5 separate regions of the Mus musculus genome follow, and regions 1, 2, 3 and 5 are each linked to region 4. The links are chromatin loops, found by intact Hi-C in ENCODE. Cell type or tissue: left cerebral cortex. All regions are shown on one strand. Region 1 overlaps Spns2 (spinster homolog 2). Region 2 overlaps Mybbp1a (MYB binding protein (P160) 1a). Region 3 holds the start of Spns2 (spinster homolog 2). Region 4 overlaps Gm51906 (a long non-coding RNA gene). Region 5 holds the start of Ggt6 (gamma-glutamyltransferase 6).

Region 1 (5,000 bases), 95 kb after region 4:
GATATCAGAGCCCCGCCCCCACCCACCCACACCTTGCTCTCCAAGCTCAAGAAAATATGAAGAGAAAACCTGTTTAAATTACATAGCTGCACTTGAAAGCTAAAGCTAACAGGGAATTCCCAGGTGCCAGAAGCAAAGAGCTAAAGTCAAAAGCTGGTGTGGGAGATGGAGCTGAAGTCATGTTTCAGAGCTCGGAGGGCAGTTGTATCTGCTGGGCACTTGGCAGTGTTCATAATGACATTTTCACAAAATTTTCAAACACACGCAGCACAGGATATCAAAGCAGGCTTCCCCTGAATGCTGGTTCTATAGCTCCCTGTGCATTGCTGGTCATCTTCCAGGTTGGCGGCTTTTTACCCAAAGCTCAGACCGGTGCTAGCTTAGACTTTCAGGGTCACAAGACAGACTCAGTTTCCTGCCAGGACTCAGGCAAGCTCCCGGATCCCAAGCTTGTCCAGGCTGGCAGACAGTTCAGCTGGTAGAGGTCCCACTCCCAGCAGATGTTGCCTCTGACTTTTTGCAGAGAGCCTGGTGCCAGTCCCAGTGGCCTCCGGCCTCTTTTTTCCATAGAAGCCATCTGTTTCCAGGGACCCCAGTGAGAGCAAATCCAAATGGCTCTTTAGGGAAGCCTTCGTGATCCAAAACTGACATGGACACAGTGACGGCTCTCCCTGAAGACAAACTCACATTCGAAGTGAACAGTGCACAGCAGGACAGACTACATGAAGAATGTATGATGTAGTGGTAGAGTGCTTACCCCACAGGCACAAGGCCTTCCGGTCCATTCCCAGCACCAGGGGAAAAATACAGATGCCACAGGCAACTCACCTTTGTGAGAGCTGGCAGCTGGTCCTGGAAGCAGCCTGAAGAGCTATAGATAATAGGCTTGTTTTTTTTTTTTTTAAGAAGATTTTAAAAATAGATATAACTAGCCAGGCATGGTAGCTCACATCTGAAATCTCAAGCATTTAAGAAGGCTCTGAATTTTGGGCTAGCCTGGACTACAGATTGAATTCAAGGATAGCCTGAGCTAAAGTGAGACTCTGTCTCAAAAACATGAGTAAACTAGACCCAGTTTAAGAGAAAATAAATTAGAAGATGAGTCTGAAGGAGTCAGCGTCAATGCAACACTGAGAAGGGGCAGTGTGTTGTTGTTTGTGATATTACCTGGTCTTTGTGACCTGTGATTGGTCAGCTGTGACCTTCCCTATGGGGAGAATGGAGGAAGTGGAGGCAGAAGAATCAGGAAGACATTTTTGTGAAAGGCTTGAAGGCTCAAGTTCCTGGGCTTTTGTCTTAGATCGATCGATAGGGCAGCAGAGAAGGCTTGAGAGCAGGGCGTGACCATGTGGTTGTATGCATCAGTGTTCACACTGTTGCCCAGTGCAGGAACGGATGGCAGAGGAGGCTGGAGGCTACTCAGGGCTTGAGTTTGTGGGGCCACAGGAAATGCCAGGATGGGGTAGGGATGGAGGAAGAGCTGGCTCAGAGTGAAACCAGACAGTGTCTTCAGGCCTTGTTCTTCTCAACCTTGATGAGTCCAGGAACATGCTCTGCTTCACAGACCAAGGTTCCATGGGTACAACTAGGCAGCCCCACAGCCACCCTCCCAGGAGACCCCAAAAGCCACCTATGGCTGGAGACACCAGCACAGGCTTTCTGTCCAAAGCAGAGCATAGACAGAGCAATAGTGCTGTTCTTCCTGCCTGAGGGCTGAGTGTGGACAGACCCCAGATGCCACTAGTGGAGCTATGTATGTTTCGTGTCTTCCCCATCAGTTGGAGTGGCCTGGGTTGGACTTGGATGGCAGAGGCTACCCACGTCTGTCTGAGCATCCTCCCTGCCCACAGGATGTGGAGGGTGGTGTGTCTTCTCAAAATAGCAGCCAGCTGGAGTCTGAACTTGGGAAACAACCCTGGTTCAGCCAGACCAGGCAAGGGCAGGAGGTAGGCTTCATGGCCACAGTGGCTTCTTAGCACCTACCTTGCCGTCTCTTACTCTGATGCCAGTTTCTGGGGTCATGCAGGTCCCACGTGTAGTGAGAGGGACATCTCCTACCATGGATAGAGCCACAGAGTGACTGCATGCAGAGCCCCTGTGAGGCCTGCTCCTGCCTTCTAGATGTCTGCACACTGAGTCCTCTGTCAGCCACAGGAGGTAGATGTCACCTCAGGAATGTCATTCAACCTGTCATCTGTCTTATTTTTCTTTTGTGGCACTGGGGATAAAACCCAGGACCCTGAACTTGCTAGGTAAGTGCCCTGCCAGTGAGCTATGTCCTAAGCACTTTTCATTTTACTTTGAAGCCTGAAACCTGCTTGGTAGCTCAAACTTGCAATCCTCCTGCTTCAGTCTTTTGAGCTCTAGGATTACATGTGTGCATTATCCATGATAATATATATAAACAAACACACACACATACCATATACCCTCACCCAGGCTCCTTTCCATTTTCTGATGGCCTTGAGCCAACCCTATGAAGGAGAGTGAGGCTTGGTGCCTGAGCTCTAATGCTGAGCTGGGACTCCTCCCATCAACAGTAGCCTGGGTACCCTCCCCCCTCTGCCTGGCTACTTGCCCTACAGCTCCATTGTCCTAGACCTGTGGGCTCAGCAAGCGTGAGCTGAGTGAGGTCTTCCCCACACCCTGGCCACAGGATGTCCTCGTGTATGCGGGAACTGCCGGGAAATCCACTCTGCCTACACTGAGGTTGGGGGTGGGGCGGGGTAGCTAGTCTGGTCTGAAAGCTGTCCTCCCACAAAGAGGGAGGCTGGGGTGGACAGCACAGGAAGCTTCTAGCTGTTGCTGGTTTTTATTCCCAGCAGAACTGCCTACTGGCTCTGTAGGCCTCTCAGTGCCCATTGTTTCTGAGGGACATATAGTTCTCTGTCCTTTGCTTGGATTGTTCCTCCTGTACCTATCCTAGCAGCGTACAGGGACTGCCATTGGCCAGTGATACCCCTGAGGGCTAGGAAGAGCTGGAGGCTCCTCATCAGGCTGCAAAGGTGACCTGGCACATTCCTGACCCTGAATTCCTTTGTTCTTAAAGGAAGTCATAAGACTGGCAAGCTGGCTAAGTCATCTAGGATGAGTCTCTCTACTCGCTGGGGCCTCAGTGGCTCCAGCTGTAATGTGGGTACAGAAAAGTAGGGCTCAAGTTTTCTGATGGAATGGAGGAGCTTGGGAGCACGGCAGGCCTGACTGGCAGGTGGAAACACGTGCACTGCTGTTCTGGGAGCCTACCTAGCTGCAGTGATCCTACCCACTGCAGGAGCAAAAAGCCAGAGTGGGAGAGCCAGACGGCCCTGCTGAAAATGGTGCCATGTGGCCAAGGTCCAGGTGCCTGCCTCAGGTTCCTTCAGTCACTCAGTGAGGGCTTTTGAAAGCACTCCCTTCACAGGGGTGGGATGGGACATGCTAGGCCTCAGAATGTAAGCCCAGTCCTGGTCTCTAGGGACGTGTGTCCCCCTGTGGCCTTCTCACGCTGCAGCCTGACCCATCTCCTGCTGTTCCCAGTATAGCATGAATATTCTCTGACGTCAGGGGCGTCTGTGGGGACCATCCTCTTCCCAGTCTAGCATCAAGTGATATGATTTAAAGCGAGGGCTTCAGAGTCAGCTAAACTACAGTTTAATTTTGACTCAGACATACAGTTGCCCTGTGACATCACTTCTTTCAGCTGGGTCATCTTCTCTGTAAGATGAAGTTAGAGAGAGAATCGACAGAAATGATGAATGCATGTGCCAAGTGTGTGTCCAGGGCCTGGTCTGTCATAACTGATCCATCAGTGACAACTGCAGGCGTTATTAACAATAAGCATCGTGCTTCATTAACCATCGTACAATATGATTAGAAGACTTGAAATTTATATAATGTGTGTGTGAATGTGACAGTGTGCGCGTGCCTGTGACAGTGTGTGCGTGCCTCTGTGTGTGTGTGTGTGTGTGTGTCAGTGTGTGTGAGAGTATGTGTGTGTGCTTGTGTGTGTGTGTGTGAGAGAGAGAGTGTGTGTGCGTGTGTGTGTGAGAGTATGTGTGACTGTGTGTAAGAGATAGTGTGTGTGTGTGAGAGAATGTGTGTGAGAGAGTATGTGTGTGTGTGAGAGTATGTGTGTGTGAGTGTGTGAGAGAGTATGTGTGTGTGCATGTGTGTGTGAGTATGTATGTGAGAGAGTATGTGTGTGTGAGAGAGTATGTGTGTGTTCGTGTGTTGTGTGAGAGAGTATGTGTGCATGTGTGCATGTGTGTGACTGTGTATGAGAGATAATGTGTGTGTGTGAGAGTGTGTGTGCGTGTGTGTGAGAGTATGTGTGCATGTGTGCGTGTGTGTGACTGTGTGTGAGAGATAGTGTGAGGGGGAGCGAGAGAGTGGTGTGTGTGTGTGTGTGTGTGTGTGTGTGTGTGTGCATGTGTTGTCATCATGGTGAACTCCTAGGCACGTTTCATTACCCACTTTGACATTAGCAGGATTTGGTGACCCTTACTGATTCACAGGCTTTAAGTACATCAAGCTGTGCAATTCATGGTAGGACCTGCACTTTGGCTAGACAAGAGGCACTGCCTACTCAGATTGTCTCTGCCCACTCCCCACCCAGTTCAGACTGGCATACAGAAGGCAGTTGTTCCTCTTCCCCTCTAAACATGTGTAAGCCCTTTGAGACTAAGCTTTTCCTCGTCCACATCCTGATCTGATCTTGGGCAGGTCTTAGGAGGCAGAGCTGACAAGAAAGCATTCTTTCTGTAGATGTAAGGAAATAATACTGGCCCTGGCTAATGTAAACACGAGCCTTGTTGACCCAGCCTGCGCCTCGGAGGGCAGGGCATGAAGCACCTTCCCCCACACTGTCTCATCCAATACTCAAGCCACCAGAGCAGCAGCTATTTTTATCTTCATTTTACAGATGAGGAAGTTGGCGTGGGGAGCTGGCTTAGAGTGGCTCATGAGAGTCGATTGTTAAATTTTTAGGAATTGTGTGAGCCGATTGTTAGACACAGCCATTG
Region 2 (5,000 bases), 110 kb after region 4:
TCAACCTTAGCCTTGCTCAAACCACACTCTGCTGTCTTTTGTCCCCACAGCCTCATCTTTGGAGCCATTACCTGCTTTACTGGCTTCCTGGGCGTAGTCACGGGCGCGGGAGCCACTCGTTGGTGCCGCCTGCGGACTCAACGTGCTGACCCATTGGTGTGTGCTGTGGGCATGCTGGGATCCGCCATCTTCATCTGCCTCATCTTTGTGGCTGCCAAGACCAGCATTGTAGGCGCTTATGTGAGTCCACAGGAGGTTGGGGAAGATGGGCTAGAGGTGCAGTCTGACTTGCTGGACCCTCTGTCCCCCATAGGGAGGGTCCTGTGTCCCTGCCCTGTGCCCTCCATGGTTGCTTTCTTCTCTGTGAATAGATCTGCATTTTTGTTGGAGAGACACTGCTGTTTTCTAACTGGGCCATCACTGCAGACATCCTCATGGTAAGCCAAGAAGGCTACAATCACTATGGGCTGACTGACCCAGGCTTCTAAATTTCATTGCGGTAGCTTGGGCGGGTGGGTGAAGAATAAGCAGTACTTGCTGCTGGGAGAGGTGAACCCAGAGGCAGGGAGGGGACGGCGGATATACAGGGGTCGGATCTGGGAGAGGCCTGGAAACAGAATTGAGCAGGTAGATATTGAGGGGCAGGGGCATGGTTGTCTCTAGTCTCAGGTTGTGGCTAGGAGGCTGGTAGTGCCAGGCTGGCACTGAGGTGGTTCTGCCTGCCAGGACTCCTCCCCCCAGCCATTGAGTGTCCTAGCATTCTGCTTTGCCAGCTCAGGCTGGGTCCTAGGCTGGGTCCCAGGCGTGCCTGCCGAGTGCCTGCGGCTGGCTGGACAGACAGAGGCTGTCTTTACGGGTCCAACAATGGCCTCCAGACCAGCAGGCCAGAAACAAAGGGCTGTCTGAGCAGCCTGCTCAGGCTTGTGTTCCTGGGTGGGGACAGGAGGAACAGGGGAGGGGCTGTGGGCCTAGTGACTTGTAGCTCTGAGTGAAATGGGGGGTGGGGATGTCAGGAGCGAGTGTGACTCCTGCCCTTGGTCCTTTGGGAAATCTCTAGATGGGAGTCAGGAGACTACAAAGGACTGGAGATGGAGTGGGAGAAGTGTGGGACAGGGGAATAAATGCCCTAGGCATGCTTAGGGGCTGGTGCTCAGGCCAGGAGGCCAGGGTCTGGGGGCCTTTGTAGTCCCTCCCTTTCAGGAAATCTGCCATGCTTCACTCTATGCTTTCCCACATACCTGTGTCTCCCACCAATGCCTGTTTCCTAACCATGTATAAGCCATGGAGAGGTGGTGGGGAGGACTCAGCTAAGTGCCTCACCAAGGGGCTGGGCAGGGACAGGTCACTACATAACCCTTGAGTGAGAAGGGTGGCAAGACTGAAGCAAGTGTCTTTGGTGCTGGGCAGCATGGCCTCCCCTGACAACTCCTCCCCATCAGTCCCCCGAGAACTGTTGGCAGGGTCTGGGTCCCAGGGAAATCATGTCCCAGTTTTACAAAGTGTCCCAGCTAAGTGACTAATTAGTGGTGGAAATGGGGCCATGCAATATCCTTAGATCTAGATCCCTCCCTGTCTTATCACCACCAGCAGGGTACTTTGAGGGTGCCAGCTGCTGCCACTGTACACAATGATGGATGTCATGGACAGTGAGAGTGGCTGGAGCTCGTGGCCAGGGGTACCTGGTACTGTGTGTCCTAGTCTCTCTAATCTTCGATCCCATAAGGTCAGGGCCTATTCTGTCTAGCGCAGGGCGACCTGGGGCCTGGTGGTTCTTAGCCGGTGTCAAGTAGAGGCGCTTTGGGGGTAGGATTCTAGTTCATATCCTCTCCACCTCAGCCGGCCTCATCCTTGCCGAGTCCTCAAAGAAGGGAACCAAGACAGGTGTTTAGCTTGTAGAAGGGAAAGGCAGGAAGCCTAGAAGCTGGAACTCTGTGTCTAGAAGTTATACACCTCCACATGTGAGCCCTCAGAACGGAAGGTTCTCTCCAGGAGCAGAGCAACCTGAGCTCAGCCCGGGTTAAACAGGAAAGAAAGAAAAAGCACCTCCAGGCCTTTGAACTCAGCTCCTCCATGCTCCAAGAGCTCTGGTCTGAAGATCTATGCCAACTGATACCCAAATTGTGCTTCATGGCTGAATGTGCTAGGGAGGGAGGTGCGGATTCCCATCGCTGGGGATGAGCTGCCAATCCTACATGGTGGGCAGGGAAGTTCAGGGCTGGGTGGGAGGAGTGAAGATACCAGGACAGGAAGCTGAGGCTGTGGGGGTTTCAGAAGTGTCCTAGCCACAGGGATGAGCCTCGTGCATGGATCTTCTAGCCCTGACCTGCCCTTTCTCCTCCAGTATGTGGTCATCCCCACTCGGCGAGCCACTGCTGTGGCCCTGCAGAGCTTCACCTCCCATCTGCTGGGGGACGCTGGAAGCCCCTACCTCATTGGCTTTGTGAGTGGCTGGGGGTGGGGCTGGCCTGGTGTGGGGCGCAGGAGATAGTCCTGTCCTGACACCCATACCCCAATCTCCACAGATCTCGGACCTAATCCGCCAGAGCACCAAGGACTCCCCGCTCTGGGAGTTCCTGAGCCTGGGCTATGCCCTCATGCTGTGCCCTTTTGTCGTGGTCCTGGGTGGCATGTTCTTCCTTGCCACTGCTCTCTTCTTCCTCAGCGACCGTGCCAAGGCTGAGCAGCAGTGAGTAGGGTTGGGGTGGGCGCACTGTGAAGCAGGGACTGTGACAGCTTTTACCCTAGTGTGGAGAGAGTGAGTTACTCTGTACTTCCAGGGCTAGGTGATTTGTTGGAGGCCAGGACCAGTCTTCCCAGGCCCTAGCTTGTATGTTGTAGGCCCAAAGGCCCTTTTGTGGTAGCTGTAGATATGGGTTTTTCTCTGGAGTTCCTCTCAGGGTTTTAGAGCTGGGAGACCCATCCCCTTCTCTCACTTTCTGACTTCTTTCTCCTCTTTTCTCTATTCCTCTCTCTCTCTCTTCTCCCTCCCCCTGGGTTTTCCCACCTCCCCCCTGGGGCTGACGAGGTCCCTGCCCAGCGCCTCCGGTCTACCGGCCCCAGTGATTCGATGTGCCAGAGCCGTGCCTGGGCCCAGTCCCCGCTGATGTACCACCCTGACCCCCGCCCGTCTCTCCCTCAGGGTGAACCAGCTGGTGATGCCTCCTGCATCCGTGAAAGTCTGAGGTGGTGAGTGCAGGCCAGGAAACTCCTGTGGGAGGAGTGGCCCTGAAGGAACAGGGAACAAAACACCTTCCAAACCATCTCTTCCCCTAGCACACGCCCTCTACCCTGGGTCTGCCCTCTTCCTCTGAAATGTTGTCACGGAATCTGTGGATTTGTGGGAGCTGCCTTCTTCCAGTAAATCAGTGCCCTCCCCTCCCTGGAAGGGCCGGGAGCATAGGTCAGCACTGGAACTTGCCAGGTCCTGCTGTCTTCCTAAATCCTCCTGGACAAGGGTGTAGGTCTCTGACCTTCCCAGTGGCCTAGCCCTGGAAGCTTTAGCTTTCTGGTAATGTTAAACAAGGATCAGAGCCCCAAGTTCACAGGAATGGCGGGAGAAAGCTGAGGAAGCCAGCTTTGGAACAATACCCAAAGCTCCACCTCTGACCTGACCCCTTCCCACAGGTGCCGCTGGGACAGCAATGAACTGCAGTTTAGGTTGGGAGAGGTTCTCCAGCATCCTGGACCGGCAGGACGGTCCCAAAGCTTCCTGTGTAACTCACAGTTGGGTACCCACCCTCTTTGGCCTGGGACCGCCAGGACTGAGTGGCCCTATCTTCAAGAAGAAGCCGCATCCTCAGTTAGCCTGGAAGGCTGTGTGTGCTGGAACCACTCAGTTGGACACAACTCCAGCCCTGGCTGGGGACTGGAGGGCCAAGATAGAAGCCACCGTGCAGCAGGGATTTGGGGAGATTCTGGCCTGCCCTTAGCTCATATGATCTTGAGGGAGCCACTGCCGTCCTCCTTCGACAGTAGAAACAAGGAGCTGGAGCTTCCTCCATTGTGTGCCATGCAAGGCACACTCCACAGCTTTGAAGAAACAGGTCCTGGGCTATACACAGAAGACATGGCTCAGGTCTCGGGACCTCAGTTCCAGTTCTGAGGTCTGCCAAAGGCTCTGGTGTATGGGGACCACTTCCCCACTCTTAGGCTCTAACCTTGGGAACAGCAAATTCTGCCTGGCATATGTAGCTGGGTATCCACTTTTGGGTGTTTCTGGCTGGGACAGTCTCCCAGGATACCATCTCTGCTGTCTTCAGCTAGTTCTTTGCCTGGAGGTTTTCTCAGGTGGGAGCACCCCCTTAAAGAAAGCTGCGGCACTAGGGGGTGAAGGCCCTGGTGGTAGGCTGAGAACTTGACCTTTTCTTACCCCAGCCCCCCAACTCCTACAGTACCCCAGAAGCCACCTCATCCTACAGGATGCAGGATGACCCAAGAGTCCTTTCCAATGAGGAGTCAGATAAGATGCTAAAGGACTTACCCAGCTGTCCACACTACTTGGCCTAGGGTATAAAACTGCTGGAGATTGCCCACCAGTGCCTATAGGTATCATACCCCAACTGACTCTTGGGGCCGGGCCTTCACCCCAGCCTTTGATCACACTTCCCCCACACACACAACCCCTCACTCCCCTGCAGCCACCTTAGTCACCTTTGGGCACTTATCCCCAGCTTTACACTCCTTGCACGCTGTAACCAAGGTGGCTCTGGTCCTGGGGTACCATTACAACTTGCAGGAAACTTCCAGAACCAGCTTGGGTAACAACAGTCCCTGTGGCTGTATCCCACTTGCTGTGGCTTCAGTGGTGTTAGTTAGTGGTACCCACCCCACCAAACTCTGGGGCACCCTGGGGGTTTGGGCGTGGGTTTGCAGAGGGTGCTATCCCTAAAGACCAGCCTGGCTCCCACCCTAACCCCAGCAGGGGCCCTAGCAATGTTTTCTTGTTGTACAAGAACCAGGTCCAAGTGTTGCCTCCTCTTCCTTCCGGAAGCTGAACTGCT
Region 3 (5,000 bases), 74 kb after region 4:
GTCCTTTGTGGTTTGATCAGCCTGCTTTCTTATTGCACCCAGGGCCACCTACCCAGGGATGACACCACCATGGTGGGCTGGGCACTCCTACATAAATCATTAATCAAGAAAATGCACCCCAGGCTTGCCCACATACCGATTTAGTGGAGGCAGTTACTTAGTTGAGGTTCTTTATTCCAAAACGTCTGTAGGTTGTGTTAAGTTGACATAAATTTAGCCAGCACAGTCATAGCAAAGGATCTGAGACGTCTCTCAATAAGGAAATATCTCTGTTTACCCTACCGTTTCCCAAATATAGTTATCCTTGGAGTAATAGCACCTAATGTTCTGACCTAACTTGTTTTGGAATTTGTTGTTAAGAAAAGGTCACACTGTGTGGGTCACACTGGCCTGGAACTTGCAATCCTCCAGCCTCAGTTTCTCTGGTTCTGGATTATAGGTATGTGCTAGCTCTTGTGTGGCAGTTACAGTGTGGAGCAGATGAATGAATATCAGAAGGTCCTGGAGCCACTGCTGAGTTCAGATTCTCATCCTGTCCAGAAGAAAAGAGTTCTGAAGAAGATGTGGGTAGAATGATGGCTAACCAGGAAGGTACTGACTTAGGAGGTAGCCATAAGAGAGCTTAGGAGCTTAGGAGGGCAGACTGCTTCTTTCTCCAGAGTCTCTCAGTATCCTTGCCACAGAGACAGAAATAATAGCACACAGGTCTGAAGGACATAGTGGCTCATACCTTTAATCCCAGCACTTGGGAGGAAGAAACAGGCAGACCTCTATGAGTTTCGAGGTCAGCCTGGTTTACACAGTGAGTTCCAGGACAGCCAGGACTCTACCTCAACCCCTCTCCAAAACAAACAATACCCAGAGGCCCATCCTATGGTCTTAGGATGCTGCCAGGAGTTCTCACAAAGCCCTCATCTGTGCGCAGCCACACAGCCAGAAAGAGCTTATTGTTTCTATCGCCCTGCCCATGGGTTGGGGCCCTTTATCTTACACAGGATCAACTCCAGAAACTGCCTTTAAGTTAGAAGTCTCATAATAGGAATGGATGGCTTGCTTGGTGGCCCCACATATGAAGGACTCAAAAGACTGCCCTCTTTTCCTACTCTAGAATTCAACCAGGGGTGGAGATGAAGGGCAGTGGATCAAAACCAAAACTGGCCTTGCAGGCCAGGGTTGTGAAAGGGTGAGAGTTCAGGGGTGGGAAATTGAGACGCAGCCTGGGTAGAGTGCAAAGCCATCGTGCAGAGCCTCCTTCACAGATACACAGCTGGGCAGCATCCACAGCAGACATGGTCCTCTCGCTTGGCACAGCCACACAGATCTGGCCCCATGGAGCTTCTGGGTCTGTGCTTGTCTGCTAATCACCTGTTATCCCTGGCCACGCATTGAAACCCCCCCCACCCCCGCCCCCCGACTGACTTTACAGGCCAGAATCCAGCCAGCTGGAAAGAGGCAGCAGGCAACTTTCAGAATGAAATCTGTTTTCCTAACCTTCCGTCACAGTCATTCATACTCAACACGCCGAAGCATATTTTTAGTCAGTTCACAGAATTTAAAAGACACCTTGAAGGCGCCAAGAAACACCAGCTTGGGGATTAACTCTGCTCACTAAGACAGTGGAGTGTGTGTGTGTGTTCGTGTGTGTGTGTGTGTGTGTGTGTGTGTGTGTGTGTGTGTGTGTGTGTATGTGTGTGTGTGTGTGCTTGAGTGCCTTATGCTTTGTCATCCGTTGGCTATGCCATGACTCACTGTGGTTGACACCTTCACAAGATGTTCCTGTTGTGGACGTGGGCTCTGGAGCAGCCTGCACTAGCAAGATGATTTCAGGGCCCTGGCTTCGTACCAACCAGACCATTGACTAGTTGTCTGTTTATGACGGGTCACCTTGGTGACCTGAAGTCTGTCTGTGAAACAGACAGAAACCACTGGATATCTGAGGGGCTGAATTAAGTCTCCCCTGACTCTCTCATTTGAACCAAGGGTTTGGCACATACTAGGGAGAACATGCTATACTGGGTTTTAACTTCTTTCTTTCCTTTTACATATTTATTTATTTAGAGACGTGTTGGCCTGGACTCGCTGGCCTGGAACCTCGGAGTTTCACCTGCCTCTGCCTCCCAAATGATGGACTTACAAGAGAAGACTGTTCTTTACACAGAAGCTACCTAGCCATTCTCCAGAACTGACAACCCCCCCCCCCCCAACGTGCTCAACTACCTGGACTATATTCCCCCAATAGAAACAAAGACCCAGAAAGATAGAGGTTTCGTCCAATGTTAAGCCACACGCAAGAGCAGATATAGGCTAGGATCCAGCTTTCCAACTTTCACTAAGGGTTTTGGGGAGATGGTACCCCCCTCAAAGGCTTTTTCTGCTCCATCCCCTCTCCTTCTCGTTTGTCTGAGATTGGATCTCTCCTGACTCAGCCTCCCAAACGCTGGGGTTACAGGTGTAGGACACCCTGCCTGGCATTGAGGAGGCCCTCCTGGTTCTTTTGGGCTCTAATCCGAGCCCTGGTTCTCACAAGCTCCACTCTATGGGGGGTAGAGATATGGTCAGAGTGAGCCCAGGTCATAGCATGGAGGTGCTTCTCTATAGAGGAGAGCAATGGACCTTCATGAGGTCTGTGTCCTGGGTCCACCAATCATGTTTCTTAGGCAGCGCTGCCTAAACAGACTGAATTAAGGTGAGTAACTGTTGGAGTCAGCTCTACAACAGGTTCCCCAGTTTTGACCATCTGAGACTTTTTTTTTTTAATGCGTAGCTTAAGCCATGGGCCTTCCTCGGCCTCAGCCAGGGGTCCTCTCCCATCGCAGGGGCAGGGTGGAAGTTGAGTAGGGTCTGGGGTACCCTTCTTCCCTCACCTAAATCCTAATCGGTGCTGCAGCTCCCCGCAATCGCTTCCTGATCCCCGAGGGTTCCGTGGCCGCAGCGCTACTGCGTGACTTGCGCCCCCGTCAGGCGGGTGGGGCTGTGCGGCCAGGCGCCCCCGCACCCCCCGGGGCAGCACGTGCGGGGCGGGGCTGTGGCTTGAGCCCGGAGGTGATTGGGCACACGAGCTTGGTGGGCGGGGCCGGCCGCAGCTGTCAGAGCCGCCGGGGCCGCGCGTCTCACTGACTGAACAGTAGCAGCGGCGCAGCCAGGGCTGGAGCCCGAGCGCAGAAGCGGACGGGCCGGGCCGGGATGGTGCAGCGGCGGCTCCGCGGCGCGCGCACGCACTGAGCGGGCCCGGGCTGGGCCTCGCGTCCCCCGAGCCCCCCGCGCCCCCCGCCGCCCCGGCCCGGGCCGGCATGATGTGCCTGGAATGCGCCTCGGCGGCGGCGGGCGGCGCGGAGGAGGAGGAGGCGGACGCCGAGCGGCGGCGCCGGCGCCGGGGGGCGCAGCCAGGGGCTGGAGGTAGCGCTTGCTGCGGGGCGCGGGGTGTTGGGGGCGCTGGAGTCGTGTCCGCCGACGAAGAGGTGCAGACGTTGTCCGGCAGCGTGAGGCGGGTCCCGTCCGGACTCCCCAGCATCCCCAGCACCCCTGGCTGCGCAGCAGCTGCCAAGGGCCCCAGCGCGCCGCAGCCCAAACCGGCCAGCTTAGGCCGAGGGCGGGGGGCAGCTGCTGCCATCCTGAGTTTAGGCAACGTGCTCAACTACCTGGACAGGTACACTGTGGCAGGTGAGCAAATGCCCCATCTAGCCCGAGGACCAGGGCCCTTCCATCCCAGATGCCCTAGGGAGCTTTTGGTTGCCAGCTCCCTAGATCCAAGCCCTCTGGAGAGTCCCTAAGGACCCTCTGTTCAAGCGATGCTTTGGCGTTCCATGGGTCCAATCCAAAGCACCCCACGCTCCCCGTGTTAGGGATTGGTGGAGTTTCCACCCCTGGAGCAGCTTGTGAGCCTTCGCCAAGCCCTTGACGGCTCATCCGTTGTCCTCCCAGAGTCTCCTCTGCGTCTCTCTTGCCTTATCGCCTGTGCGCCCCCTTCCTCCACAGCCGCAGGTTCCCCGGCCTCTCCTCCTTTTCCCTTAGTCCAGGCCGTCTGTGCTTGCACGGCCCGTCTGTTCCTTCTTTCCTCGGTCTCAGCCACCCCCCTGCATGCGTGCGGCCAGTGTGTGCGCCTCTTGCGGGTGTGCGCCAGGCAGCCGGAGTGTGCGCGCGCGTGGCAGCGCGGATATGTGTGTGTGAGCTTGTAAGCGCGTGGCTGACAAAGGCTCGGGCCTGCGGGGAGCCGAGGGAGGGGCGGGGCGGGTCCGTGCCGCCTGGGGACCCAGGATGCGGTTTGCAGCTGGCCCTGGCTTGAGGCCTGGAGACGCCTCCTTCTGCTCCATGGCGCTTGGAGCCTGGAGCAGGGCATAGGCCTGGGGGCGGGGGCTGGGGGGGTTGGTCTAAAGAGAGGCAGCCTCATGCTCCTTGAGCATCTCTGCGACTCAACCCCAGGTTTGAGACTGAAATGGATACAACTGGGTTTCTATCCTGAATGTGCTTAATGTGTGTGTGACCTTGGGCCAGTTTCAGCTTGTGTTTAGGTCTGTTTCCGTTTGTGAATTGATTGATCCCTGGGCCTCTTAGTGTGGATGTGACTCTGGGATTCTATTCTGCTGGCGTCTCTCCCTGTCTTCACAGGGGTCAAGACGTAGGGACCTGTCCTAGAGCTGGCCCTGCCTGAGGATAATGTAGCTTTGAAAAGAAACACTGGTTAGGCTGGTCTCCGGGGCTCCCGGTGGAGGAGTGCAGTTGTGTGTGTGTGTGGTGGGGGGGACCCAACATTCTATCCCACAACCTAATATGAAAGAGGGGAGAGGAAAGGGGAAGAGAGATGATTTGGATATTTTGTGCCTCACTAAAGAAAACTCAGGGATGATTGGGAAAAGAGAGCCCTGACATAAACCACACAACCACATGCCACCTGGGTACTTGGGTGTTCTTTTGGGGGCCTTAGTCTTTTCCTATCTTGGATAGTTTTGTGTCAAGTGGAAGGAAAGAACTCTGCCCCTCTCCCACCTTGCATGTACACCCAC
Region 4 (5,000 bases):
ATGGTGTTCCACTGAGCTTGATGAATGACGCGTGGGAAGAGGGAGACCAACAGAGTGGAACAATGGAGTAGGCGTGTGGGAAGGAGTAGCTGAGGAGAGAAGAGTGGGGAGTTGAGGTGGACACAGGAGGGGCCTAAGATGAGTTGGTGGAAGGTGAAGGCGTCTGTCTGTCTGTGTGTTTCCTCTTTCCTTCCCCAGAGAGTGCAGAGCGGCAGTGGAGGGGCTTTGAGGACAGGCAACTTGCTGCAGTGGAGCGGAGGATGGGAAGGCAAGCCTCCCGGGGAGGGAGGGAGTTTTCTGGGCACTGCCTTGCACCTGCTGGAGTTTCGTGGGATGAGTTTACAATGAGTTCCCTGCAAGCACGGTCTGTTCTTCCTCTTTGGTTCCATCTAGCTGTGTGGGTGCAGGTGTGAAATGGAGGGCTGGGGCGGGGGCTTTGGCAGATCAGCCAAGGGAGGAGAAACCTGGGAGAAGAGCTATGGGTGATGATAGAGACCTATCATGAATCGGCAAAAGAGGGAGTGAGAAAACAGGTCCTGATGGCTAGGGACCATGGCATGCGCTCAGGAGCTTCGAGGTTCCCATGGACTGTAGTAGGACTAAGGAGAGTGCCACGGTGTAGGGAGGAGAACGATGGGGCGATGGGGCGTTTTGATCTGGGGGTGAGGGGTGGGGGCGGGGGAGTATGTGCTTTAAGTCATGAGTCTAAAGGTGGTGCTGATGTGGGTAATCCTCATGGGATTGCTAGGGTAACGTGATTGTTTACAAGAGGGTCCAGAGGTCCAGATGGTGAAAGGGCCATCTCTGTGGCTGGTGATATCACCTGAATGGGTCACCAGGGAAGATAGAAAGAGAGTAAACTACTATCCAAGTCCTAGGAAAATTAGGGATGACTAGGAAGCCTACAGAGACCATGGCAAGGAAGCCAGGGAGGAAAACCATATGGCCGGGTCTGTTGCTGTGACCATCATAGAAATTAGAGATGGTTTTATTTTAATTAATATAATTTTAAAATTTCTTTGAAAAAGTCACTTTTTTAAAAAGAGGAGATGTATCTCTCTTTTAAGATTTATTCGTTAATTTTATGTACGTGAGTTCACTGTCACTCTCTTCAGACACACCAGAAGAGGGCATCAGATCCCATTACAGATGGTTGTGAGCCATCATGTGGTTGCTGGGATTTGAACTCAGGACCTCAGCAGTCAGCGCTCGTAACCGCTGAGCCATCTCTCTAGGCCAAAGTTACATACTTTTGTTGATCATATTCACCCCTTGCCCCCTGCCTCCAATTCTCCTGAACCGCTTCCCAGCTCCATGTTTTCTTCTCTTTAGTAACTCTCTGAGGCCTGTGTGTTCTTGGTTTTGGGATATTCACTGGAACATTAGTAATCTATCAGCGGTAATACTCCCAAAGAAAAATGACTCTTTTTTTAGTAGCCATCAACTGACAACAGGTCTTCAACCAGGGGTGGGGTCTTGTGAGCCCCTCCCTCATCTGTGTTAGAATTTGATGGGTTAAACCTTGTATCTGTGAATCTGTGAATCTAACACCTGTGTGGTGTCAAAGGGACAGCGTTTCACAGCCTCGCTCCCATCCTTCTGCTCCTACACTCTTCACAGCCTCTCTTCTGAAGTTTTCCCGGAGCCCTGGAAACGGAGTAGGGGTCGATTCAACCCACTTAGGGCTGAGTGCCTTGCAGTCTCCTCTCAGCGCTTGGACCAGTTATGAGTCTCTGAATTAGCCACTGCCCACAGACCAAGGCTGGGAGCAGCAGGCATTTATGGAGTAAATTGCTGATACAACTGAGGCCAGCCTGGTCTACAAAGTGAGTTCCAGGACAGCCAGGGTTATACAGAGAAACCCTATCTCAAAAAAAAAAAAAAAAAAAAAAAAAAAAAAGAAAAGAAAAAGAAAAAGAAAAAGGAGACAGGATGTCATTAGCTTTCTATGTAGACCAGGCTAGCCTCAAACTTCCAGACATTTGCTAGCTTCAGCCTGTGAAATTCTGGGATTAAAGGTCTGCACACTACACCCAGCTTATCTATTTTTGAGACAGGGTCTCTCTATGTAGTAGCCTTACTGACACCATTAACCATATATCTTTCTTTTTATTTTAGACTTTAAAATTTCTTTTCTTTTTAAAATTTTATTTATTTGTTTGTTTGTTTGTTTTTGTTTTCGAGACAGGGTTTCTGTATAGCCCTGGCTGTCCTGGAACTCACTCTGTAGACCAGGCTGTCCTCGAACTCAGAAATCTGCCTGCCTTCCCAAGTGCTGGGATTAAAGGCGTGCACCACCACCGCCCAGCTTAAAATTTATTTTTTGTGTAAGTGTTTTATCTGCATGTGTACATGTTCACCATATGTATACTTATTGCCTGTGGAGGTCAAAAGAGGGCATCGGATGTGGGAGAACTGGAGTTATGGGTGGTTGTGAACCATCATGGGGGTGCCGGAAACTGTGAAAGTCCTGTGCAAGAGCAGCAGGTGCTCTTAACTGACCTCTCTCCAGCCAGCAGGAAAGAATGTAGACTTTTTTTGTTTTTGCTTTTTTTAAATTAATTAATTAATTAATTAATCAATTAATTAATTATATGTGTATACGCTGTAGCTATCTTCAGATACTCCAGAAGTTTTCAGATTTTTGTTATGGATGGTTGTGAGCCACCATGTGGTTGCTGGACCTTTGGAAGAGCAGTCGGTGCTCTTAACCACTGAGCCATCTCACCAGCCCCCGAGGTACAGCATCTTAAGACCACTCTAAATTTACTAAGAAACTTTCTCACATTTTACCACGTCCTGGCTGACATTGCTTTTAATGGCCACAGGATGTCGCTCTCTACTGAAACCTGGAATTAATCTGTCTACAGGACTCCCTGATGAAAGATACTGTCTGCAATTCTGCTGTGCTCAGTCAGCTAGGAGGACCCCGGGCATGAAATCCTGTGACCCTCAGCTTTCAACAGCTGCTTCTGCTGTACCCTTTATGCCATCAGGACCCCTGCTGAAAACCACAACTGGTTTCTGCCACCTCAGATTTCTTCCTTGGGAATCCACACCATAACGTTTGGTTCTTTTGTTTTTGTTTTGTTTTCTGAGACAGGGTCTCACTACATGGGTTTGGCTAGCCTAGAACTTGCTATGTAGACCAGGCTGGCCTCTGCCTTCCAAATGCTTGGGTTAAAGGCATTAGGAGGTTAAGAGCACACCTCCTTTTCCAGGGAATATGGCTGTTCATTCCTTGTAGGCAACTGACTTTCTCAGGCTCCTGTAGGCTCCAGCCGAGGAAGATGTTTCCTCACCTAACAGACATATATTCATTCCCGTTCTCTGCCCTCCTCTTTTCTCTAGAAGCCCAGGATACTCTTGAACTCGCAATGTAGCTGAGTTTAGCCTTGAACTCCTGATCTTGCTAAGTGATAGGGTTATAGACAAGTGTCACCACATCTGGCTTATATATGTATATATGAATCTGCCTAGAGATTTTACTTTATTGTTTTTTTTTCCAAGATAGGGTGGTTCTGTGTAGCCCTGATTGTCCTGGAACTCACTCTGTAGACCAGGCTGGCCTCTGCCTTCTAAGTGCTGGGATAAAATAAAGGCTTGCATCAATACCACCTGGGGAGATTTTATTTTTATTTTTTGTTATTAATTAAAAGTTATTTTCAATTGTTGTATACGTACACATGATATGTGCATACAAGAATGGCAAGGTGTGCATCTGAAGGCCGGTAGGATATGTTTGTGAGTTAGCTCGCTTCTCCTACATTTACATGGGTTCTAGACACTGAGCTCAGACTTGCGAGGCTTGCACAGGAAGTGCCATTGCTGACTGAGCCATCTTACTGTCCTATTTTTGTTTAAAATTTATATATTTTTATTTTATGTGTGTTGTATTTTGCATGCATATATGGCTGCCCGCCATATGTGCAGTACCTGAAGAGGACAGAAGAAGTCATAAGTCCTCCCAGAACTGGAGTTTCATATGGTTGGAAGGTGCTGTGTGCAAGCAGAGAGCAGAACTTGGGTCCTCTGGAAGAGCAACCAGTGCTTTCAACCACTGAACCACCTCCCCAGCTCCCTACGTGTGTGTGGCTGTATAATTGGCTTGTGTGAGTTCAGTGCCCTAGAGACCAAAAGTGGGTGTCAGATCCCTGGTGTGGTGAGTCTCCTGATGGAGGTGCTGGGGATATAACTCCTGTTCTGTGAATAGGCAGTGGCTACTTGTAACTGTTGAGTTGAGCTTCTCTCCAGTCCCTCAGCTTCCCTTTTTTTTGAGACAGGGTCTCTGGTAGTTCAGCCTTGAACTTGCTATGTGTTTGAGAATGACCTTGAATTTCTGATATGATCTTCCAACCTCCAACTTTCCAGTACTGAGATCATAGACATGTGTCACCACATCTGGTTTATCCAATAACCATTTTCTTCTTCATGGACAGAGGTAGACTCCTGTGGTGTCCATCTTTCAAGCTTCTCTTGCTGCCAGAGCATTGGCTTGTGCTTTTATCTTGCTTCATAGGGTCTAGGAGAGAGCCACTTGGAGGGTTTCTAGTAAAGATCTTGGGCATTTTTTTTCCCTGATGAATACACACACACACACACACACACACACACACACGTATCGGAATTACTCTGCTCTCCTCTTGCATGTTTGATGAAAAACCTTAGAATGTGAGTGTGTAGCCAGCTCCAACAAGCTTCAAACCCTGCTGTTCTTGTCACTGGGTCCTGGCCACCACCGTGGGTCAAGGACAGACTTTGTGACTGATGGAGTGTTGCTGGAATCCTAGTTGTTTTAGCCTTTGTTGGTTGCCTCTGAGGAAGCTAGCCTCCACACGGGGAGGACATTCAAGCAGGGCCCTGTACAGGGTCCCTGTGGGGAGGGAAGCAGCAGCACCCACTTTTCAGTTACATGAGTGAGCAACTTCTAGCCTCATGGGGCCTTTGAGTTTTCTGCTGCCGGGAGCCCTCACTGCAGTGATACCCCCAACCCCCAGCCA
Region 5 (5,000 bases), 130 kb after region 4:
GAGGCAGAGGCAGGCAGATTTCTGAGTTTGAGGCCAGCCTGGTCTACAGAGTGAGTTCCAGGACAGCCAGGGCTATACCGAGAAACCGTGTCTGGAAAAAAAACAAAACCAAACAAACAAAAAATCACTTACTACTATTGCAGAGGATCAAGGTTCAGTTCCCAGCACCCATATAGCAGCTCACATCTGTAACCCCAGTTACAGGGGAGCCAAAGCCCTCCTCTGACCTCAGACAGAAGAAGCATGTGGGACATGTGCATATATGCAGTTCACACACACACAGAAGATAAAAGCATCTTTTTTTTTTTTTTGAGACAGGGTTTCTCTGTGTAACTCTGGCTGTCCTGGAACTCACTCTGTAGACCAGGCTGGCCTCGAACTCAGAAATCCACCTGCCTCTGCCTCCCAAGTGCTGGGATTAAAGGCTTGTACCACCACTGCCCGTCTAAAAGTATCATTTTAATTAAAAAAAAAAATTAAACCCTCAAACCCTTAAATAAGAATTTCCTTTCTCTTTGTCAGGTAGGGGAAGTGCTACTGGGTGTCCTTGCTCTTGGCCTGAGGAACTATTTCTAAAGGGTTGTATTCAAGAGATCTCAGAGATCAGGAACAACCCAGTTCCAGCCCTTCTGTACCCAGGGGAACCTCCTACTCATTTTCCCAACCCTTCTCTGCTCTGCCATCTGTTCTACACGTGAAACTAAGAGATTTACCTTGTGCAGATGGAACCCCAGAAAGCAGAAGGTGGCTGGAGCAGGGGAAGCCGAAAGAGACAGACCCAGGCTCCTCCCCCTGTGTCTGGCGTTCATCACCTGTGTTGCAAAGGTTAACAGGAAAGTTAGCCAAAGAGCACAGATGTCACTCTGTCCCCGGAAGATTTGAACTTTATTAGCTTCCAGTCCAATTGATAAAGATCAGCAGGGAATGGTCCAGTGGAAGATGGAGCTGCCCACCCTGCCCAAAGACTCAGTAAGGGCTGGTGACCTTCCACTGGGCTTTCCCAAAGGTGAGTGGCACTCAGACTCTTTTTCATCATCTTCTGGTCTTTATTTGATAGAAAAGTCAGAAATTCCATCAGTGTGGGTACCAGGAAATGTGGTTGGACCAGCCCTGGATGCCAGAGCCAGAGCCAGGTAACAGATTAGGATGGAGGCTTCATGTGATGGAGCAGCAAACACCTCACAGATACATTCTCTTCATACATTCATTGCTGCTAGACCTTCTCTGTCTGGCTCTCAAGTTCCAGACACCTCTGCCCCTCTGTTAATACCCCTGAAAGGGGCAGCAGCCACTGGGGACACTGGAGACATGGGCGTGTTCTGCATGGACTACCGCCTGCAGTAGGGCCCCTTGGCCACATATGCCAGGGCTCTCTGTGGGTCTTTGATGCTGGGGCTGCTGTGGGATTTGGGGTGTTGCCAGATGATTGAGCAAGGTGCAAGTCATGGCTTTGGCCCCTCTGGAGATCCCTGAAGCCACCATCCCCAACATATCGGCTTCTGTGTCATCCAGGTTGTCACGAAGGATGAGTGGACAGGCCCAGGCACTAGGTGCAGGGCTGGCTTCCAGGTTGCTGAGCAGAACACCAGTACTTGGGGATAGATGTCCAGAACCAAAGGAACTGTTGATTGAGGAGATGAGGAGGAGCATGGAGCCGTTGCTGTCCACGGTGGCCAGGGCACTGCTCACTGGGGTTTCAGCAGTTTGCAGGAATGGTGGGCAGGGAGCAGAGCTGGGTGTCCTGGAGTGAAGAGTAGACTCCAGCAGTTCCACAAGTTCTGGACCTGCTGAGGGGCCAGGAGTCGTGAACAGGACCCCCCGAGGCAGAAGAAGCTGCAGCGCAGGCTCTAAGGAAGGCACGGGCTGAGCAGAAGGTAACTCTAACCCCAGGTCTCTGACCAGCGGGTTCAGCAAGGCCTTCCCAGCGAGATCTGGGCTGGAGGCCAGGGCTGCGCTGCGTAATACAGCTGCCAGGTTGGGGTTGGTGGCCCGAGCCCCAAGGCCCAGTGGGGTTCCATTGGTATGGCAGAACAATGGACAGAGCCCCTTTGTGCCCTGGATGGCTAGTGCGTTTGCCAGGGGTGCATCTACCTCAAAGCCCTTTTCAGCCAGCATGGCAGGCTTGGTCAGCAGGTGTGGCCAGGGCAGGCGGCCGAAGTGGGCATGAAGCAAATGCAGAGCAGGCAGACCCGTGGGCAGCCCCAGGCCGGGGGCCAGGAGTTGGGTTGGGCCTGCTGTCAGGGCAGTTGAGTTTCCTGAAGAGCTATTGTAGAAGAGACCCCAGAATGTGGCACCTGTTGGGAGACAGAGGTCACATGGGGATCAGAGGCACTGGCCAGAATTGGGGTCAAGATCCTCCAGTGGTCCCAGGTAGAGAATCACTGTCTTGCTTGCAATAGAGGTCACTGACTAAGCCTGAAATCAGGAGTTGCTGACCAGGGTCAAAGGTTACTCAAGACTAGGCCTGGTGCTCAGATCCCATGTCCTGCTCACTAGCTAGTCTTGAGGTAATGGCCACTGACTGCCCTAATGAGTTCCAGGTCACTAACTAGGCCCCAGGTTAGAAGCTCTGAGGTTCAGGGCCCACAGATTACACTGACCTAAGCCTGTTGCATGAGGATGTACCACCGCCAGACACAAAGCTGCTCCAACTCCAGCATCCACGACATTGCCCCCAGCGACAAGCAACTCTTGGCCCAGTTGGGAACATGTGGCTGCAGTAAGGAAAGGTCTGTGTGTGATGGGGAGGTGCCCTGAACCACTGACCCCTAGCCCCTTCCCAAACACTGACCTGCCGGGCTGATAATGGCGCTGTGGTGGTACACACCAGGGCGATGGGAGTGTCTGCTGGCTGGAGGGGCCACAGAGCCCAAGTTTCCTCTTGGGCTGTCCCTACTGTGCAGCTGCCTCAGAGCCAGAGAGCTGCTAACAGCCAGCAGCAACAAGCCTGCCAGCAGGCGGGCCCAGGCTCCTGGCAACCCACCAACCTCGTTCCTGCAGAAAGGGGAGTCCTGAGCCAGGGATGGGGTAAAGGAGCACCCAGGAACCCCAAGAAGACCCAAGGAATGTTTCCCCCAAAGGTTTGATTTTGCAAGAGTATAAATTGGAGAGAGAGAGAGAGAGAAGAGAGAGAGAGAGAGAGAGAGAGAGAGAGAGAGAGAGAGCCCAGGGCACTGCATTGGCAAAGACACAGAGGTAGGAAAAAGTTGGAGAAACTGAGGCTGGCTTGGAGAGAGTGTCTAACAGAAGAGCTGGAGGAGGCAGGGGTGGCCAGTCAGTCAGAGGGAGACCTGGAAGGGGCTTGGCACATGGGGAGAGGTGGTTGAGGAGCAGGGTTCATCCAGGTGTAGCCCAGTCCCAACCCGTCCAGCAGGTGCTATGGCATGGAGCTGGGGTGAGGCTGGGAGAGCTGGGGCAGTACTGGGTCCAGCTTGATACAGATGTCTAAGATGTCTTCTCTTAAGATACACAGACCTTCCTCTGACTGACTGGCTCAGTCCCAAGTTGGATCTGCAGCCTAGAGCTCCCCTCCCCCCAAACTCATCTAGAAAGTCCCTGATGCTCAGCCAAGTGTGAGATTGCCTGACCCAGCTTAGGGATTCCAGAGAGAGGACCTTGCCAGCCGTCCAGCCTGAGTTATGGAGGTCCCCAGGCCCTTGCTGACTCACCGGGGGGTATTTTGGAGTCTCCTTAGGGAGAGGACCAGTGGCTCTGCTATCTCTTCCTCTTCCTCCTCCTCCTCCTCCTCTGACTCCACGCCAGGCTCCCAGAGTTGTAGCTTGTGATAGTGCACAGGTCCTGTGGTGGCATCCATGGCCCGTGCTACCCCAGATCTTTGCCGAGAGCCCTGACAGTTGACACTGCCAGAGAGGCAAGCAAGCAGGTTGTGGCTGGTGCTGGGTGGCCTTGGGGAATGGAGGTGGTGAAACAGAGAACAGGTCTGGGCAGGGCGGGGCTGGGAAGGCTGCTATGAGCCTGCCTCGTTAGGACTCGGGGCTCTTATAAAGGTTCCCCGAGCAGCTGCCATACAGAGTCACAATTTATACAGGTCTAGGAGGAGCCCAACACTATAGCTATAGACTAAGAGGTGGGGTGAGTGGAGTCTCTCTTTACCTTTGAGATCCCAAAGCTACTCAGGTCTCTAGGAATCGTGGACATGAATTAGAGCTATGGTTACAAAGGGTAGCCTAGGTGTGGCTTAGCACCACCAACCAGGTTATATTGTCAGGGGGTGTGGCTTCCAAGGAGGGTCATGGTCCAATCTTGGGCTACTATGAAATCTGGCGAACAGCTTGGGGGGTGAGGGCCATCCCTGGATGTGTCATGTGGCTTTTGTCCAGAAGGCGGAGTCAGAGACCTCTGTGGGGAAACAGTCTGGAAAACACGGTTCCAACCTTCTTCCTGGCATTCACATCAAGGACCTGTTCCTGGGCAAAGCAGTGCTATTTGCAACAGTCCCACATTGGAAACTATGCTAACACCATTGTCAGGAAAAACCGTGCAAGCCATTATTCAGGCACTGGGGTATCTGCAGCAGAAAGAATGAACAAGAGACAATTATGTGTAATATTGTACATGAATCAGAGGGAACATGGGGAGTGAAAGAGGCCAGGTAGGAAAGGGCACACATTGTGTGTCTTAAGCAAGGCTCAGAACAAGGTAAGACCGGTTAACGTTTAGAGTCAGAACGCAGCTGGAGTGCGGAACAGTCAGGGCATCTGGGAAGAAGCCAGAGAAGTCTTGTTTACCTTTCTCTCCTACTTTTCTTTTTCCTTCCTTCCTTTTGTCTTTTGTTTTCTTTCTCTCTCTCTTTCTCTCTTTCTTTCTTTCTTTCTTTCTTTCTCTCTCTCTCTCTCTCTCTCTCTCTCTCTCTCTTTCTTTCTGTCTGTCTGTCTGTCTTTCTTCGAGACAGGGTTTCTCTGTATAGCCCTGGCTGTCCTGGAACTCACTTTGTAGACCAGGCTGTCCTTGAACTCAGAAATCTGCCTGCCTCTACCTCC

The links. A loop is a pair of places that touch in the nucleus more often than their neighbours do. Peaks named below come from ENCODE experiments on the same cell type or tissue, not always from the same donor. Only the 100,000 strongest peaks of a DNase experiment are listed, where the experiment ranks them.
Region 1: a loop joins it to region 4, with 3 times the contacts of the local background. A loop is called at or near these places in 3 of 42 quality-filtered maps.
Region 2: it touches region 4 in a loop (2.6-fold over the local background); 13 of 42 quality-filtered maps call a loop at or near these places.
Region 3: a loop joins it to region 4, with 2.8 times the contacts of the local background. A loop is called at or near these places in 13 of 42 quality-filtered maps.
Region 5: it touches region 4 in a loop (3-fold over the local background); 26 of 42 quality-filtered maps call a loop at or near these places.

The regions. Positions count from the first base shown.
Region 1 is chr11:72,467,059-72,472,058 of GRCm38, reverse strand. The region is part of intron 2 of Spns2 (spinster homolog 2); the gene reads left to right. Among named protein-coding and RNA genes, the nearest start is that of Gm40194, 12 kb to the right of the region's middle. In left cerebral cortex, no CTCF peak of the experiment used is centred here; DNase peaks (open chromatin) are centred at 1,864, 2,642, 4,661 and 4,811; H3K27ac peaks cover 2,251 bases.
Region 2 is chr11:72,451,740-72,456,739 of GRCm38, reverse strand. Mybbp1a (MYB binding protein (P160) 1a) reads right to left here. Exons shown (of 26, transcript NM_016776.3): 26 at 4,970-5,000. It overlaps Spns2 (spinster homolog 2), which reads left to right. Exons shown (of 13, transcript NM_153060.3): 8 at 51-240; 9 at 372-437; 10 at 2,342-2,440; 11 at 2,523-2,686; 12 at 3,140-3,186; 13 at 3,625-5,000. The coding sequence ends at 3,182. Among named protein-coding and RNA genes, the nearest start is that of Gm40194, 3.1 kb to the left of the region's middle. In left cerebral cortex, no CTCF peak of the experiment used is centred here; DNase peaks (open chromatin) are centred at 830 and 2,130; H3K27ac peaks cover 2,701 bases.
Region 3 is chr11:72,488,086-72,493,085 of GRCm38, reverse strand. Spns2 (spinster homolog 2) reads left to right here and starts at 3,166. Exons shown (of 13, transcript NM_153060.3): 1 at 3,166-3,660. The coding sequence starts at 3,291. In left cerebral cortex, a CTCF peak has its summit at 2,965; DNase peaks (open chromatin) are centred at 3,053, 3,613, 4,086, 4,594 and 3 more places; H3K4me3 peaks cover 2,461 bases; H3K27ac peaks cover 2,452 bases.
Region 4 is chr11:72,562,296-72,567,295 of GRCm38, reverse strand. It overlaps Gm51906 (a long non-coding RNA gene), which reads left to right. Exons shown (of 4, transcript XR_003949712.1): 4 at 2,871-3,479. Among named protein-coding and RNA genes, the nearest start is that of Spns3, 15 kb to the right of the region's middle. In left cerebral cortex, a CTCF peak has its summit at 2,820 (motif pointing right); DNase peaks (open chromatin) are centred at 75, 340 and 2,828; H3K27ac peaks cover 469 bases.
Region 5 is chr11:72,434,433-72,439,432 of GRCm38, reverse strand. Ggt6 (gamma-glutamyltransferase 6) reads right to left here and starts at 3,907. Exons shown (of 4, transcript NM_027819.2): 1 at 3,669-3,907; 2 at 2,792-2,994; 3 at 2,601-2,714; 4 at 1,026-2,294. The coding sequence starts at 3,814. The coding sequence ends at 1,264. In left cerebral cortex, no CTCF peak of the experiment used is centred here; DNase peaks (open chromatin) are centred at 2,045 and 2,930.